Regions from separate parts of the Homo sapiens genome. Here region 1 is linked to region 2. A link is a loop called in an ENCODE intact Hi-C map of the cell type or tissue named here. Cell type or tissue: CD14-positive monocyte. All regions are shown on one strand. Links, peaks and the distances in the headings refer to the core of each region. The heading gives the core; the rest is flanking DNA. Region 1 overlaps NAP1L4 (nucleosome assembly protein 1 like 4). Region 2 overlaps CARS1 (cysteinyl-tRNA synthetase 1).

Region 1 (8,331 bases), core at 242-8,241, 61 kb before region 2:
CATGGAATCAACATCCTTACTATGAACAAGACCTCTTAAAAATTAAGAAAAGGACAATACCCCAACAGGAAAAAAAGGATACAGGAGGAAGCAGAAAAAATAATTCACAAAAGAAAAAACACAAATTGTCAAACATGAAGAAAGATTCAATTTCATAAAATATCCAAAAGAATGCAAACATTTAAGAACACTCAGCTTTTCCTTACCAAATTGGCAATTAAAAACCAAAACAAAACACCCAGGTTTTACGAGGCTAAGGGCCAAGAAGCCCTCTAACTGACTCATCTTTCTGAAGGGCAGAAATATTGAAAATGTTCTTTGGACCCAGTAATTCTATTTCTAAGAATTTATCCTTAAGGCTGGGCGCAGTGGCTCATGCCTGTAATCCCACCACTCTGGGAGGCCAAGGTAGGATTGCTTGAGGGCAGGACTCCAAGACCAGCCTGAGCAATACAGCAAGACCTCTCTCTACAAAAAAATTTTAAAAAATTAGCAAGGCATGATGGTGTGCGCCTGTAGTCCCAGCTACTCAGGAGGCTGAGGTGGGAGGATCACTTGAGTCTGTGAGGTCAAGGCAGCAGGGAGCTATGATTGCGCTACTGCACTCCAGCCTGGGAAACAGAGCAAGACCCTATCTTACCAAAAGGAAAAAAAAAAATTTATCCTAATCAAGTATTTATGCTGGAGTGTCCGTCGATAGATCTGTACAAGTGAAAAACTGGACAATGCAAGTGCAACAGCATTCAAATATGGCCTATTCATAATCACACTGTCCAGGAATATTTAGTGCCACGTGGGAATCCACACTTGTTAACACACTGGAGGAAAAAATCTGAGAAACACAGACCACAGGCAACACAACTTTGTCCTGGAGAGTCAGGTCAACTATGAGTTTGCCTTTCAATTCTGTTCTATGTTTTAAAAAATAGTTGTTATGTATAACTTTTATAAATCAGAAGAAAAATCCTTGTTTAACCCATCAAAACTATTTGTTCAAAACGAAGCCCCTGGTCACAATCATGTGGACTGAACAGCAGATTCCTGGCCTCATCATAGACCCAAATAATCTACCTGGGGCAGGGCCCTGGGTCCTGCATCTTGAATACTCATTCACACAATCAGAGTCTTCAAGTCTAAGCACTTGACTTACCCTCCAACAACAGACAGCACAGAGCAGTAGGCAAGTCACACACACATATCACTGGTCTGGGAGGTATTAGAACAACTGCCTTGCATCCCAAAGGACCACTCTCCTGGGTGAAATACAACCACAGCTACCTCAAGCTAAAGGTCCTTAGTTTAAGCAAAGACTCTCAAATAATGCTTAACATTCTAGAACTACTGCTAGTAGTAGATGAAAAAAAGGGAAAAGCAGAAAGAATTTAACAAAATGGTAGACTCCCACTGCCATTTTTACCCCTTTTCTGCACTGGTCATTCATTCATTCATTTATTGTGACAGGATCTCACTCTGTTGCCCAGGCTGCAGTGCACTGGTGCGATCTCGGCTCACTGTAGCCTCAACTTTCTGGGCTCAAATGATACTCCCACCTCAGCATCCTGAATAGTTGGACTACAGGGGCACATCACCATGCCCAGCTAATTTTTTTGCATCCTGTAGAGTAGGGGTTTGACCATGTTGCCCAGGCTGGTCTCGAACTCCTGAGCTCAAGCAATCTGCCTGCCTCGGCCTCCCAAAGTGCTAGGATTACAGGTGTGAGCTACCATGCCTGGCTAATTATACAATTTTAAATTAGTTTAATTTTTGAAGCTTTCCAACTGAAGTAAAATGACAAAGGATTTTTTTTTTTAATTATACTTTAAGTTTTAGGGTACAAATGCACAACGTGCAGGTTTGTTACATACGTATGCATGTGCCATGTTGGTGTGCTGCACCCATTAACTCGTCATTTAGACAAAGGATGTTAAACAAACTGGACCCTAGTGTGCCCCCAACAGTCCTTCAATCATTCACACCAACTACACCCAGCCCTCTGCCGGCACTTTTCCTGCAATATGGCTAATATGGAACCACTTCTAGTCCCACATAAACCTGATCCCACTCAAGCAGTTCCTCTCACAGAATGCCACCCCACCAACCCAGTTTCTAAAGCGAGAAAACTAGAAACCATTACTCATTCTCATTCTTGCCACTCCCACTCAGTATCACCCCATCCCATCAATCTAGTCTGCAAAAAAAATAACATCAAAACACCTTGCCCACTAAGTAATCTCTGAGAAGCTTCTAAATGGGCAAAGCAAACTCTGAATGTCACCTTCTAGGCCAGGCGCAGTGGCTCATGCCTATAATCCCAGCACTTTGGGAGGCCAAGGTGGGCAGATCACCTGAGGTCAGGAGCTGGAGATCAGCCTGGCCAACATGGCAAATCCCTGTCTCTACTAAAAATACAAAAACAAAACAAAACAAAACAAACAAAAAAACACGTGCAGCAAATCACCATGGCACATGTATACCTATGTAACAAACCTGAACACTCAGCACATCTACTCCAGAACGTACAGTGAAATAAATAAAACTACAAAAAACTAGCTGGGAGTGGTGGCGTGCACCTGCAATTCCAGCTACTCAGGAGGCTGAGGCAGGAGAATCACTTGAACCCGGGAGGCGGAAGTTGCACTCCAGCCTGGATGACAGAGCAAGAGTCTGTCTCAAAAAATAAAAATAAAAAATAAATGTCCCCTTCTTGTCGTAATAGCCCTGGCAGTCCTGACTGGGGAAACCAGCTGGAAGGTGGGGCCTCCTGGGAGACCAAGCCCTGACCCAATTATAGATGGAAGCCCAGTAACAGCTCATCCCTTTAAAAAAAAAAAAAAAAATTGCCATGCATGGTGGTGCATGCCTATAGTTCCAACTACTCTGGAGGCTGAGGTAGAAGGATTACTTGAGCTCAGGAGTTCAAGGTTACAATGAACTATTACATGCCACTGCACTCCAGCCTGAACAACAGTGAGACTCCAACTCAAAAACCAAAAATTCCTTCCAGAAGTAAGAGAGGTCCTGACAAGAGCCATCCTAGGATTCTAGGATCACCACCCTTATCATTTTCATAGTGCAATACATCTAGCACATAGGCCTCTCTTAAGAAAGCAAAGGTGTCAGCCAGGCACGGTAGCTCACCCGTTATCCCAGCATTTTGAGAGGCTGAGGCGGGAGAACCAATTGAGGCCATGAGTTCAAAACCAGCCTAGGAAATACAGTGAGACCCCATCTTTTTTTTTTTCTTAAAGACAGTCTCACTGTCACCCAGGCTGGAGGGTAGTGAAAACTCATAGGCATGCGGCACTATGCCCAGTTTTTTTTTTTTAAGGTGTTGGTGTCACAGGCTCATGTGGGTAAGTCAGGAAGGAGTGGTTCTCTTAGTTTAACTTAGGAGCCACCAGCTGTCCTCTCCAACTCAGATGATCTGTGAAGTCCTCTAGCCCTCCACAGGATGGCACTGTGCACTTCCTATCAGAACTGACAGGTCACGCTACTCCATCCACCAGGCAAACTCTCAGCCTAGGCACCGGGTAGGGTCACTCCTCTCATATCCCAGTGCCTGTCTCTCATAGACAATGTCTTGGAACGAAAAAAACATTTAATCCTGTTCTGGGGAACTGAAAAGTGGTTTTTCCTTTATTTTCCTTTTGTTTCTCCAAATTGCATGAGACCCTATTCACAGCACACTTACGTTTCGATGTAGCTGGAAGGGGTGTGAGGGACATTGTCAAGTCGCTCCTGTAAAGCTGCCAGAACTCGAGGATTCTGCATCACCTGATCTGTGAGCTTTTCTATGAAGAGTTAAGACCAAACATATTTAAAATATGCCCACCACACACAATAGCCAAGAGTCAAAAATTAGTAACATATCTACTTAGCTTTGCCTAGATTTACATCTACTAATTTCTAAATACATACACCAGTGACTTCTTAAACATGTTTTGAAAATAATTAAAATTTATTTTAAGAGCATTTAACACTCTGGGTTAATCACCTGATGGGTAGTTACAAATTTACTGAATAAACACCTAGAGAGTCCTGGCTCTCACCAGGACTGTGGCTGTTTAAGCACCAGACTTAAACAACTGAGGACATCATTAATGTAAGTTCACATGGTCTACCCCCAAGTCCCATGGTGGTGTCCAGAAGCCACGAACAGAGATGAGATCAGTTCCTCAAAGTAAAAGAGCATCCACTAGCTCCCTTGCTCACTGTGGTGCCATAGACTTCACAGTCCAGGAGAGCCCAAGGCTCACTAGCTCTCTGCCAGCACTGTTCCCTAAGTTTTCTTTGCATGTGCTACTCGCCTCTGCCTTGAATGTCCTTCTGCCCAAACCCACCTCCCTCCAGGAAGCACTTCTGACCATTCCACCCCACTTAGGGCTAACCTACATGTGTAGTGAGCTCACAATACCAAGCTGTTTGTATTTATAAGCCCATTTCCCAATAAACCAATGAATGAGATCCTGACAAGGTAGTGACTGTCCTTTTACCCAGTTGTGACTATGAAGTGGCAGACATCTGGCTCATGACACAGACTCTTAACAATCTCCCTCTTAATGACACAATACAGAAATCCAAACCCAGCGCCCTTCCCTTGCTTAGAGCCAGTACATACCCGAGTATTCTCCCATCCCGAGTATTCTCCCATCCCGAGTATTCTCCCATGATGTGGGTAAGTCAAACACACCAAGCAGGCACTCAATTTTAAACATTCATAATAGAACTGCAAACACAACCACTAACATGAAGCACATGAAGTGTATTTAAGGTACGTAATTTGTATATATAAAACTGTGTACACATGTGTAGTATATAAATACTACATGCATATACAAACACATATGAATGGGTGCTAAAACCTCCGTGTGAAAGTTTGCTGAAGAGGAAGAGGATATCTACACGTGCCTGACAGATTGCTTCCAAGGTGAAAGGACCTTGGTAACAGAGAAGTCTGGCAGGCACTGTCTTAATCATCAATCTCAGTGTCCTTGGGCAGGTGCCGAGCCAACACCCTGTGCCTCCGGAACCAACGACCACTGCATCATGTTACCTGTGTGCCCTTCTTGCCAAAATGTTTACCCTGAATCTCATCAGGAAGAAACGACTGGGCAAATCCAGACTGTGAGCATTCTATAAGACAACAGTGGCCCAGAGCGCTGATATGTTGATGTATTAATAAAAGATGCAAAAGGTAGGGAGATGACTCTAGAACAAAACAAAACGCATGATCCTTGAATAGGTGCTAGATTCGGGCGTGGGGTAAAAATTGCTGAGAAAACCAGGGAAACAGGAGCATGACTGTCTATTAGAGAATGGTATTGCTCCAGTGTTAAGTTTCTTGGTAATGACATTGTAGAATTGTTTTAGGAAAATAGATATCCACCACTTGCTTTCAAACAGTTTGGAGGGAGTGGGGAGTACAGATATAGTTTTTTTTAATGGTGGAAAAATATCACATCTGTGAATTTATGAACAAAATGACATTCTTAGGATTTGCTTTCCAAAGGAAGGAAAGTAAAGGGTATAGACTTAAAAAAAAAAAAAAAAAATGGCCAGGAGCAGTGGTCTGTGCCTGTAGCCCCAACTACCTGGGAGGCTGCGGCAGGAAACTGCTTGAGCCCAGGAGTCCAAGACCAGCCTGGGTAACACAGCAAGGCTCCATCTCAAAAATAAGAAAAAAGACTGGTCATTTGTTAATCAATACTAAAGCTCACTGATGGTAGCTACAAGAAGGTAGACTGTACTATTACTCTCTTTACTACTGTAGAGTCTGAATTCCTATAATAAATACATCTTTTGTTAATGAGATACTGATTTTTCATTTTAATTACTCTAGCTTTCCTAAAACCACTGCAGTACAGGAATCCTTTACTTGCATTAATAAATGTTTCCAGAGAGAGGAACGTTCCCCATACTGGATGCAAACTCTCCATGTGCAGTGGACTGACCTGTGTTACTTGCATTTTTAGCAGCTTCCACGGAATCTGAAGGAACCCCATCTGAAAAACTAAAACAACAGTATGTTTAAAAAGTATTACTGTAAAGAAAGTTCCAAAGACATAGCACAAATGGACATGTTTCTTATTCAATATATTAAGAGGTATCTGTACAGTGACGTCAGATTTGGGCAGAAGAAAACTACCAATGTGCATGTTATCTCAGAGGCTGTCCTCTCTGCTATAAAAATATTCTACTACGTAACATCCCCTCTCCTCTCCCAAACATAAAGCCCTACAAAGTTCTTATTTCCAACCTTAGCCAAAGCTTCTTAGCTCTCATTTCTACAGCTTCTTTCCTCAAAAAATCTGCTCCCAGCCCTCAAACCAAACCCATCAACCAACGAACATGTTACTGTTTGGTCAGCTGCTCATGTGATCAGAGCAAGGCAGTCTTACCAAGTTAAGACAGTGCCCAAAGTGGCTTTGTAAAATTAGCCACAACAAGTGTAAAATGAGCCATGAAACAGTTTTTAAAGATGCCTGGACACACCTCCCTCACAAAAAATAAACATCAAATAATATACACAACTAAAAGTAACCCTCAATCCACAAAACAAAATCTTCCACTTGATCACTGACAACTACAGACTGTTAGGAGAGTGTCAAAATTACCTAACTTCACCCCAGGGGTGTTAAAGCATGGAGAGCAAAACGATTGCTTTCCATAAAAGATCTGTAGTGTCAATGTCTGAGGCACTGTTCATGTCGGAAGTAATTTCTTTACGTGCTCAAATACATACACAAGAAATGAGCCATCAGCTAGACGCTGAAATGCATTTAACTTTGATTCTAATTATTTATTGAAAAATGGCTTGGCTGTTGCTCACCAACTGAATTTTAAACTCCAATAAACAAAGTCCACTTTGGCTTACCTGTGATCTGCCATCTGAATGTTTTTATCCCCTATAAATTAAAAAGAGTTGTAATAATTATATTCATAAGCAAAAATGTTTGTTCAATATACTTTTTAAACAACGGTTATCTGTGGGATGGAGTCCACTAGAAGGGACAGGAGGGAACTTTCTAGAGTGATGAAAATGTTCTAGATCTTGACTGAGGTTACCTGAGTATATACACTTGTTAAAGCTTATTAAACTATACACTTCAGATCTGTGCATTTCATCACACACAAACTTTACTCATAAAAAAATTTCTCGGCCTGGCGCGGTGGTTCACGCCTGTAATCCAAGCACTTTGGGAGGCCGAGGTGGGTGGGTCACTTGAGCTCAGGAGTTCGAGACCGGCCTGACCAACATGGTGAAACCCCATCTCTACTAAAAATACAAAATTAGCTGAGCGTGGTGGTGCACGCCTGTAATCCCCGCTACTCAGGAGGCTGAGGCAGAAGAATCACTTGAACCCAGGAGGCGGAGGTTGCAGCGAGCGGAGATCATGCCACTGCACTCCAGCCTGGGCAACAAGAGTGAAACTCCATCTAAAAAAAAAAATAAAATAAAATAAAATTATCTTATTGGCACTAAAATAACCAGACTTCAGAATAACATTAATTCTAATTTGCCTTATTTTTTATAATACATTCGGCAACACAAACATACATTAATGATAGCCCAACCATTTTAGAGTAAGTCAAAGCATTTACTGGTGTTTACACTTTCAAATTAACTTATGGGATTATTTTCTAATTGCATTTGTTTATTCCGTATCTTCCATTACTTCTACACTGAGGATGTATTGCTTGTGTAAAAACCTTGTGTAATATACTCAGTATTATTCCACTTTTAAAGATGATTATTTCTATATTGGTAGAATTAGATGACATTGTAACTGAATATTAAGGGTGTGTTCTAGGGCATTTACTTCTTAAATAGAAGAACTTGATATTAATAAAACTAAAAAAAAGTTATCATTTTTTTTGAGACAGGATCTCAGTCACCAAGGCTGCAGTGTAGTGATGCAATCCTGGCTCACTGCAGCCTCAACTTACTGGGCTCAAGCAATCCTCCCATCTCAGCCTCCTGAGTAGCTGGGACAACAGGCGCAGGCCACCATGCCCAGCTAATTTTATTTTTTGTAGAGATAGGGTCTGGCTAAGTTGCCCAGGCTGAGTCCCAAACTCCTGGCCTCAAGAGATCCTCCCACCTCAGCCTACCAAAGTGTTGGGATTACAGGTGTGAGTCAACACGCCTGGCCTATACAATTTCAAAATCTAATCTAAATGCATTTAAAGTAACAGCTAAATGCACAGCTTAAAAAGGTCCTTAAATGTAAAATAATACAGGTGTGGTTACGAAGTTCCTTAAACTCAGATGTGGGAAATACACCTGAGGGCCTCGCTAAACGGTTGTTCCAGCTGAAAACTGGCCAATGT
Region 2 (8,331 bases), core at 244-8,243:
AACATGTAAAATCCCAACAGTGTCTTACATGGAACTTGACAAGCTGAGGCTTCAAAACACACCTAACGACAAAACCAAGATGGGGCCTCTTACCCATCAGATACCTGTGAGAGACAGCATGATACTCCTGCAGGACTGGGCAATTTTTATAAATTTTTTAAATTTTAAATTCTTAAACTTTTTGTAGAGATAGAGTCTCACTATGTTGTCCCGGCTGATCTCAAACTCCTGGGCTCAAGGGATCCTCTTGCCTTGGCCTCCCAAGGTGCTATGATTACAGGAACGAGCCACTGCACCTGGTCTGGGCTGGACAATTTGACCAACAGAACAGAATTAAGAGACACAAACACATGCCAACATGTAACAGAGATGAATTCGTGTCTTAGTCTGTTTTCTGTTTTTTTGTTTGTTTGTTCTTTTTTTTGTTTTCTGTTTTTTGTTTTGTTTTGTTTTGTTTTTTTGAGACAGTCTCACTCTGTTTCCCAGGCTGGAATGCAGTGGCGTGATCTCGGCTCACTGCAACCTCCGCCTCCTGGTTTCAAGCTATTCTCCTGCCTCAGCCTCCAGAGTAGCTGGGATTACAGACGCGCGCCACCACATTTGGCTAATTTTTGTATTTTTAGTAGCAACGGGGTTTTGCCATGTTGGCCAGGCTGGTCTCAAACCCCTGACCTCAGGTGATCCGCCCGCCTCAGCCTCCCAAAGTGCTAGGATTACAGGCGTGACCCACTGCGCCTGGCCGGGAATGGGTAAAATTTTTTTTCTTTTTGAGACGGAGTCTTGCTTCGTCGCCAGGCTGCAGTGCAACAGCACGATCTCGGCTCACTGCAACCTCTGACTCCCTGGTTCAAGGGATTCTCCCACCTCAGCCTCCCAAGTAGCTGGGATTACAGGCACACGCCACAACACCCAGCTAATTTTTTTTTTTTTATTTTTAGTAGAGACGGGGTTTCACCATGTTGGCCAGGATGGTCTCGATCTCCTGACCTCGTGATCTGCCCACCTCAGCCTCCCAAAGTGCTGGGATTACAGGCATGAGCCACGATGCCCTGCCTGGGAATGGGTAATTTTTAAATAAAATTTATTTCTTACAATTCTGTAGGCTGGAAAGTTCAAGGTCAAGGGGCCACATCTGTTCTGGGCCTTCTTGCTGGTGGGGACTTTTCCCAGAGTCCCAAGGTGGCGCAGAGCATCACATGGCCAGGGGGCTCATGAGGGCCAAACTGGCTTCTGTAACAGCCCCACTCTCATGATAACTACCCCACTTCTGTGATAACCCATTAATCCATTAACCCATTCATGAGGGCAGAGCTCTCATGACTCGATCACCTCTAAAAGGCCTTACCTCTTAATACTGTTACACTAGGGATTAAGTTTCAGCATGAGTTTTGGAGGGGACAAACATTCAAATCATAGTAATTAGTATCAGAAGACATAAGAATGATACAAAACAGTAAGAAAAGGACCAATAACCTCATGGGAAAGGGGGAGAGATGGGGGCACAGAATCACAGCTGGAAGCAAGCACTTGACAAGATGCTCAGTCTCAGGAGAGGTTGGAAAAAGGGACATTCAAACCACAGCAATCAGCACTTCACATTCATTGACTGATGAAAGGGAAGAATCCAACAATACAAATGCAGGTGTATGTGCAAATACACAGCACACCCAAAATGTGGTAGAAGAAGAAGAAATTTGCATAGACATTTCTTTCTTTTTTTTTAAGAGTCTGGGTCTCACTCTGCTGCCCAGGCTGGAGTGCAGTGGTGTGTTCATGGCTCACTGCAGCCTCAAACTCCTGGGCTCAGGTGATTGTCTCACCTCAGCCTCCCCAGTAGCTGGAACCACAGGCTTGCATCACCATGCTTGGCTAATTTTTAAAAGTTTTGTAGAAATAGAGTCTCACTATTTTGCCTAGGCTGGTCTGGAGCTCCTGGGCTCAAGTGATCCTCTTGCCCTGGCTTCCCAAAGTGCTGGGATTACAAGTGTGAGCCACTGTGCCTGGCCATATAGACATTTCTGATATGGCTACTATGAAGATAAAAGTGAGCCTAGAAGGTCTGTGTCTGCCACCTGAGAAAGGCCTGCCTACAGAGCTGGCCATTAGCTGGCATCCAGGAGCTGAAATGTCCCCTGTGCTAAGAGGCCGGGAAACCCAGCTCTGTGGCAGCAGCCCCCAGTGGGCTGTTGAACAAACACTGTGGCTTATGCAGGTGGAACACCAGCTTTCCTCCTGGGGAGTCAGGAATTGCGGCACGTGCCAGGCAGAGGGTGCCTATGTGATGGGCTTCCCTAGGGAGGGACATTTCACACATGTGGCTGCATTTTTTTCCTGGTGGGGGAGAGTGTGCTGTGTCCCCTCATGGGAGGCAGGGAGGAAGCTTCAGCAGCCTGCCCATGGATGATTGAAGACTCCGCCTGAGCTTCTGCTCCTCGCTGTGTCACTGCTACAAACCTTAGACAAGATGATAACTCGATGCCGAGTCTCATGAGTCCTTCTAGGGCCCCAGAATGTGTGGGCAGTGTTGGGAACCCCCGACAGTCACTCACATATATCCTACACAACCCAGCGATTCCACTTGCAGGTATATGGCCTAAAGAAACTTGCAAATGTCCACCTAGAGACAACACAAAACAACTCACAGTTCAGCAAAAGACACTCCACATCACTAGCCATTAAGGAAATGCAAACCAAAACCACAGTATACCACCTCACACCTACTGGGATGAAAAAAATGAAGAATAACAAGCTTTGGCAAGGATGTGGAGAAAACAGAACCCCATGCACTATGGGTGGGAATGTGTAATAGTGCAGCCACTGCAGAAACAATACGGTGGTTACGCAGAATATCAAAAATAGAATCATCACATGACCCAGCAATTCCACTTCCGTGTATATCCCCAAAAGAAGTGAAAGCAGGAACCCAAACAGATATTTGTACACCCAGGTTTATAGCAGCATTACTTGCATCTCCAAAAGGTGGAAACAACCCACGTGTCCACGGGCAGGTGAAAGGATGAGCAAAATGTGGCCCATCTATACACAACAGAGTATCATTCAGCCATAGGAAGGAAGCAGAGTCTGACATGCACTACAGCATGGGTCAACCATGGGCACACTATGCTGGGCAAAATAAACCAGACACAAAAAGACCCTGTCTCTACAAAAAAAAAGTTTTTAAAAATGGCTAAGATGGTAAATTTCTTATGATGTGTGTTTTACCACAATTAAAAAAAAAAAAAGAATATTAGTGGAACAACTGGGAAAAAAATTACAGCAGCATTGTTGGTAAGAAGGAAACCTAACTGCCCGTCCCAGGAGAACAGACAAACAGCTCGGCTCCCAGGCAGGCACTGAGGCAGTGACAGTGACCACATGTGGGTCGTCCCAGAAGCACAGCTTGGGTGAAAGCACACTGACGACTACATACACGTGGCGTGTTTCCGTGAAGTTTGGAAACAGGCGCAACGAAGCGATCTGCTGAGTCAGGACACAGAAGAGACCAAACTAGAAAGAAACATGCTGGCGAAGGGCAGACACAGACTCCCTGCCCCATCACTGAGGTGGGGCCAGGGCAGTGGTGAGGGAAGGCAGGGCTGCGGCCTCAGTGGGGCCTCTTTTTCTACACACAGCTGCAGCCGTCTCTTCTCTTTTCCATCGAGTTCTTAAAGGGTGACCAGCAGGCGGCGCTGGCACAAAGGAGAAGGCCTTCCTGACTGTGTCCAGGGCGCCAGCCACAGGGAAAGGCCTGAGGAAGAGGGCAGGGTCCCCTCTGCACCCAGGTCTCTGCCCTGTGTCTGAAGGAGATATTGGCAGGGGCAGGAGAGCTGGTCAACGTGAAGGCCCCAAGCTCAGTAGGTACCCACAGGCCTCAATGCTCAATTCAATGTTAATCCCTGCTCCTCCTTCTCCAGCTGGTGTGGGGAGAGTCCGCTGGAGAATCTTGGAACACTTCGACAGAAGGCTGCCTCCCCACGTTCCAAGTGCACCTCCTGCCTATCTGATGGAAGTGGTGGGAGGGTGTGGATCCCGAGTCTCCTTCCAGTGGCACAGGCTCTGCACCCAGGAAATGGGGCAAAGGGGTGTGGGAGGGGAGGGGCACTGACTCAGCCACCGCAGAACAGGGCCGCCTGCCACAGTGGAGCTACTGGAGACACAGAGTGTCTTCCACTAAGACAATCTGTGGAATCAATCCGTGCACACAGATCAGTCTATGCACGGCCCGACATTTGACCCGAACGGGCTGTCTGGGAGATGTGTGAAGCCTCACCTCCACACAGCTGTTGACTTCCTCTCCCGTGAGTCTGGACTGCACAGCTTTCTCAAGTGGCTCTGTGGCAAGCTGCACTGCGTGCTGAATCCGTTCGAGCATCTGCTTTTTATCGGGATCCGTGGTCTCATTTAATTTTACTGAAAATGGCTGCAACCATAAAGAGACGTCAAATCTATTAGATACTGCTCAGCAAAACCTAAATTCATAAAGGTGATTCCAGGTAGAAAACAGAACGGTTTTTCCCATGGCCCCATAGAGATAGAGAAGTGTGCAACCCAAGTGGCCAGGCAGTAAGGAACTAAGAGAGACTGAAGCTCCCGGCTCAGGAGCTCCTGGTTCTGCCCTCTCACGTGTGACCCTGGACAGGGCACCTAACCTCTCTGTGCCTCAGTTTCTCCAATGCAAATTGGGTGTGAGAGCAGTATTTCTAGGGCTGTTCTGGGGATGAGGAAAAGTAGGCCACCCAGTGTGTTCTGAGGTGTGCTGCAGACACATCCATCAGGAAGGTACTCAGGCCTCACTGACCTAAAAGATTGCTCAGCTCTAATTTTATTCCTGTTTTTAATTCCAGAGATAAAATGCCATAAGCATATCCATAATGATTACTGTAATTACTAAGGATAATTAGTAGAGAGTAAAATGACCTATTCTTACTATTGTAATAAAAATAAGTATATAACGATGGTTATTCAGAATGAAAATACTAGAGAGAACTAATTTCTTCAAAAGATTCTGAAAATTTACAGTATTACCAAATTAAAAAGCTTAGTATAGCTTTTGTATCTTGGGCAGAAGTTTCTGATTTAGTTGTAACCTTGGCATTGAAAATTAGACAGCAATATTGGTAAGCATTTTTATAAGTGTAATTAGTGGCACTGTGATGAATTCAGTTGTTTTCCTGTAAGTGGCAGGAATGTCACCTACTCTCCACTCCACTCCAGTACATCTTTGCTGGTGACTTTGTCACAGGCCAGGGGACCTTACCTATGGAGACTTCAGCGCCCCTGACGGAACTGGCTTGAGTAACATACACTTTGTGAAAGCCTGTGAGACTGACACTACCCTAGGGACAGTAGCCTACAAAGGACCGAGAACAGAAAGCAAAGGGCTCGGTTTCTAGAGCAGACAGCAAGAGGCCCACCTTCAGGGCGGCCTGAACATCCTCCAAGAGCTGTGCCGCTTCAGGCCTCTTCTCCCGATACTGCTCGAACAGGTGGTTCTGCCGGGCCCTCTTGATGATCTGGGGAGGGAAGGCAGACATTGGGGAGTGATGCTTGGATCCCACATGCATCCCTCTGCAGCAGGCCACTCTCTCCCTTGGCCAACTCTAAGTGAGGGTGAGGGTGGTGGGAGACAACTGTGGGCCCCGGACGTGCACACCATCATCAAATAGAAACACCACCCTCCATCTCCCACCTGCCAAGTAGTGCCCAAGGCCTAACATGATCTTTCTGACGCTTAATGAAATGAGCCCTGGGGGCCCCAGCTTCCCCTGCAAGCCACATGTCGAAGTGCGTGCTGTGGGAGGCCTTCCTTCTGCAAAACACCCAGGGCTACCGACCCCTGAGCAACATGCAGGTTTCTAACCGTGTCTGAACATCATAGAAATGATCATATCAGTAGCAGAAGTGGTAATATTAACTCACTGAGGGGATTAAAATGATGTTTATCAGGTGAAAACACAAGCTAGCTCAAGCCTACATTATTTACTTATGCGAAAGTTCTATCTTCTTTTACACCATCCAATTGCATTTAAAATTTAATCTTACAAATTCCCTTTACCTTGTCATCAATATCCGTAATGTTCATGCAATAAAAGACATCAAATTTGAAGTAATCCTTCAACACTCTTCTCAAGATATCAAAAGAGATGTAGGACCTAAAGCAATGAAAAAACAAACATTTCCACACCAGACGATATGTATAGCTTAACCTCCAACAACACGTGTTTGAACTGCATGAGTGCATTTATATATGATTTTCTCTGCCATCCCTGAAACAGCAAGACCCCCCCTTCTCCTCCTCAGTCTACTCAACGTGAAGATGGCAAGGATGATGACCTTTATAATGATCCACTTCCACCTAATGAATAGTAAATATATTGCCTCTCCCTTATGATTTTCTTCATAATATTTTCTTTTCTCTGGCTTCCTTTATCATTAGGAATACAGTATGTAATGTATATACAAAATATGTGTTCATTGACTGGCATGCTATTGGTCAACAGGAGGCTATTTTAGTGGTGAAGTTTTTGGGGAATCAAAAGTTATGTGTGGATTTTCAACTGTGCAGAGGGTCACACCCTCTACCCTCCAGGTTGTTCAAGGGTTGACTATACATGACCTTGGCACTGCAACTAAAACATGAACACATAAAAGGACTCTGTGGCATTTACCCCAACAGCCAGCTACTCGTCAGGAGCTACAGCCATGACCATCCAGTGGTCGGGGGGCGGTCACAGCCAACCCAGCGTCAGGCCTGTCAGGTCTGAGTGTCACGGGAACTCAGCATCTGGGGACCCCACGAGAGCTTGAGGGATGAGAGAAAACTTTAAGGTATGTGAGAAAAAGTGCCCAGGTCGAGTCCAGCATGTTAGCAGTGGGGCTATGGACATTTTCTTTTTGGTGATCTGTAGTCTTTCTGCAGTGAATATAGATTACTTATGGCATTAAAATTTTCATCTTAAAAATAAGAGAAGAAATTCAGTCTTGATTCCTCAAATCTCAGGTCTCTGTAGCAGATCTAAGATCTTTGTGGACCTAAGATCGCTGCTGTGGATCCCAATGGCTCTGACTTCTGCGTGCAACTGCAGAAGCTGCAGGGACACCCCGCGGTGGACCTACCTGGCGTGCCCCATGTGAGATGCGTCATAGACGGTTGGCCCACAGCAATACCACGTCACCTTTTTCCCATCTTGAGGTATGAACACTTCCTTTGTTAGGAATGAAGGAATGACGATCACAAGAAATGCAAGAAACACTGCACAGGATTACCAAAAACAGCAACAAACATCACAGTGTGGTTTGTGTTTAGTGTAAACAATTCAACAGAGACCATTTTGTTTTACTGTGAAAAGTCACAGTCTCAGTGGGAGCCCAGTGAGATGTACGGCACCTCCCACCAACTGAGCCCTGGGTGGGTGGGGCCTCTTCCTCCCTGGGGTTCTACTCATCTATGGAGGGAGGCGATAAAGGGAATCAATGATTTTATTGATTGTTGAAATGCTGCTTATTTAACAATAACACAGCTAATATTTACTGAGTACCTACCATGTGCCAGGCCCTGAGCTAAATATTCAATATGCAGTACACTCTAGGACGTAGGTTATGTCATTTTCTTTTTACGGATGAAGAAACTGAGGCAGACAACACTTGGCCAGGGTCAGTCCCTGTTGGGGGAGCGCGGCTTGGAGGCCAGGACCCCTGAATCGTGGTGCTGCTCTGGCACCACTCCCCAACATCCCAGCACCCTCAGACCTCTCTGGGGGCATCATCCTCAACCAGTTTCCCAAGGAAGGCCATGAACTCCCTCACACCTGACTCTCTGTCTGCCAAACATGCTCCCTGATGGAAATCCAAGCAGCCCCGCCCAGAGCCTGGTCTGAAATCACTGGAGTCACTGGCCATGCCCTGAGCCAAGCAAACCATGCAAACCCCATTCTGTTAGGAACCAATCCTGCCTTCTTCTCAAAACCTGCTGTGCTCCCAACAACATCCAGCCAGTTTGCCGTTTTGTCCATCCTGCTTGGCTCATACAGTGCCACCTGCTGCAACCACGCGTCCTCCTGAAAGGCGTGGCTGTGGATGACCTCAAGTACTCATGGTTGGGCAGAGTCCGAGAGACAAGCCAGGGTGATCCATGCCCAGAAGTCATGGGCAGGCTTCCACATGAGGCATGATACTTCACGTGTCTGGGTTTCAGAGGACAGCTCTGCCTCTGGGCCACAGAGACTATAACATGGAAGTGACTGAAGGATCTTAAACCTGGATTTATGGAACTCCAGATCCCAACACAAGGAACAGAGAAGTCTGTTGTGCGACAAGGCACATGGGCTGTCC

Evidence for each region. Hi-C counts contacts between places; a loop is a spot of excess contacts. Peaks named below come from ENCODE experiments on the same cell type or tissue, not always from the same donor. Only the 100,000 strongest peaks of a DNase experiment are listed, where the experiment ranks them.
Region 1: a loop joins it to region 2, with 2.1 times the contacts of the local background. A loop is called at or near these places in 29 of 110 quality-filtered maps.

Annotation. Positions count from the first base shown.
Region 1 is chr11:2,972,333-2,980,663 of GRCh38, forward strand. NAP1L4 (nucleosome assembly protein 1 like 4) reads right to left here. Exons shown (of 16, transcript NM_005969.4): 2 at 6,875-6,905; 3 at 5,952-6,010; 4 at 3,692-3,791. The coding sequence starts at 6,888. Among named protein-coding and RNA genes, the nearest start is that of SNORA54, 13 kb to the left of the region's middle. In CD14-positive monocyte, for the core only: a CTCF peak has its summit at 3,424 (motif pointing right); a DNase peak (open chromatin) is centred at 3,449; H3K27ac peaks cover 2,717 bases.
Region 2 is chr11:3,033,780-3,042,110 of GRCh38, forward strand. It overlaps CARS1 (cysteinyl-tRNA synthetase 1), which reads right to left. Exons shown (of 23, transcript NM_001014437.3): 4 at 7,117-7,205; 5 at 6,056-6,152; 6 at 5,415-5,513; 7 at 4,271-4,420. CARS1-AS1 (CARS1 antisense RNA 1) reads left to right here. Exons shown (of 2, transcript NR_046580.1): 2 at 7,001-7,481. Among named protein-coding and RNA genes, the nearest start is that of CARS1-AS1, 8.6 kb to the left of the region's middle. RefSeq lists an enhancer at 6,272-7,471. In CD14-positive monocyte, for the core only: CTCF peaks have their summits at 3,672 (motif pointing right) and 3,872; DNase peaks (open chromatin) are centred at 2,862, 3,692 and 4,112; H3K4me3 peaks cover 1,710 bases; H3K27ac peaks cover 3,497 bases.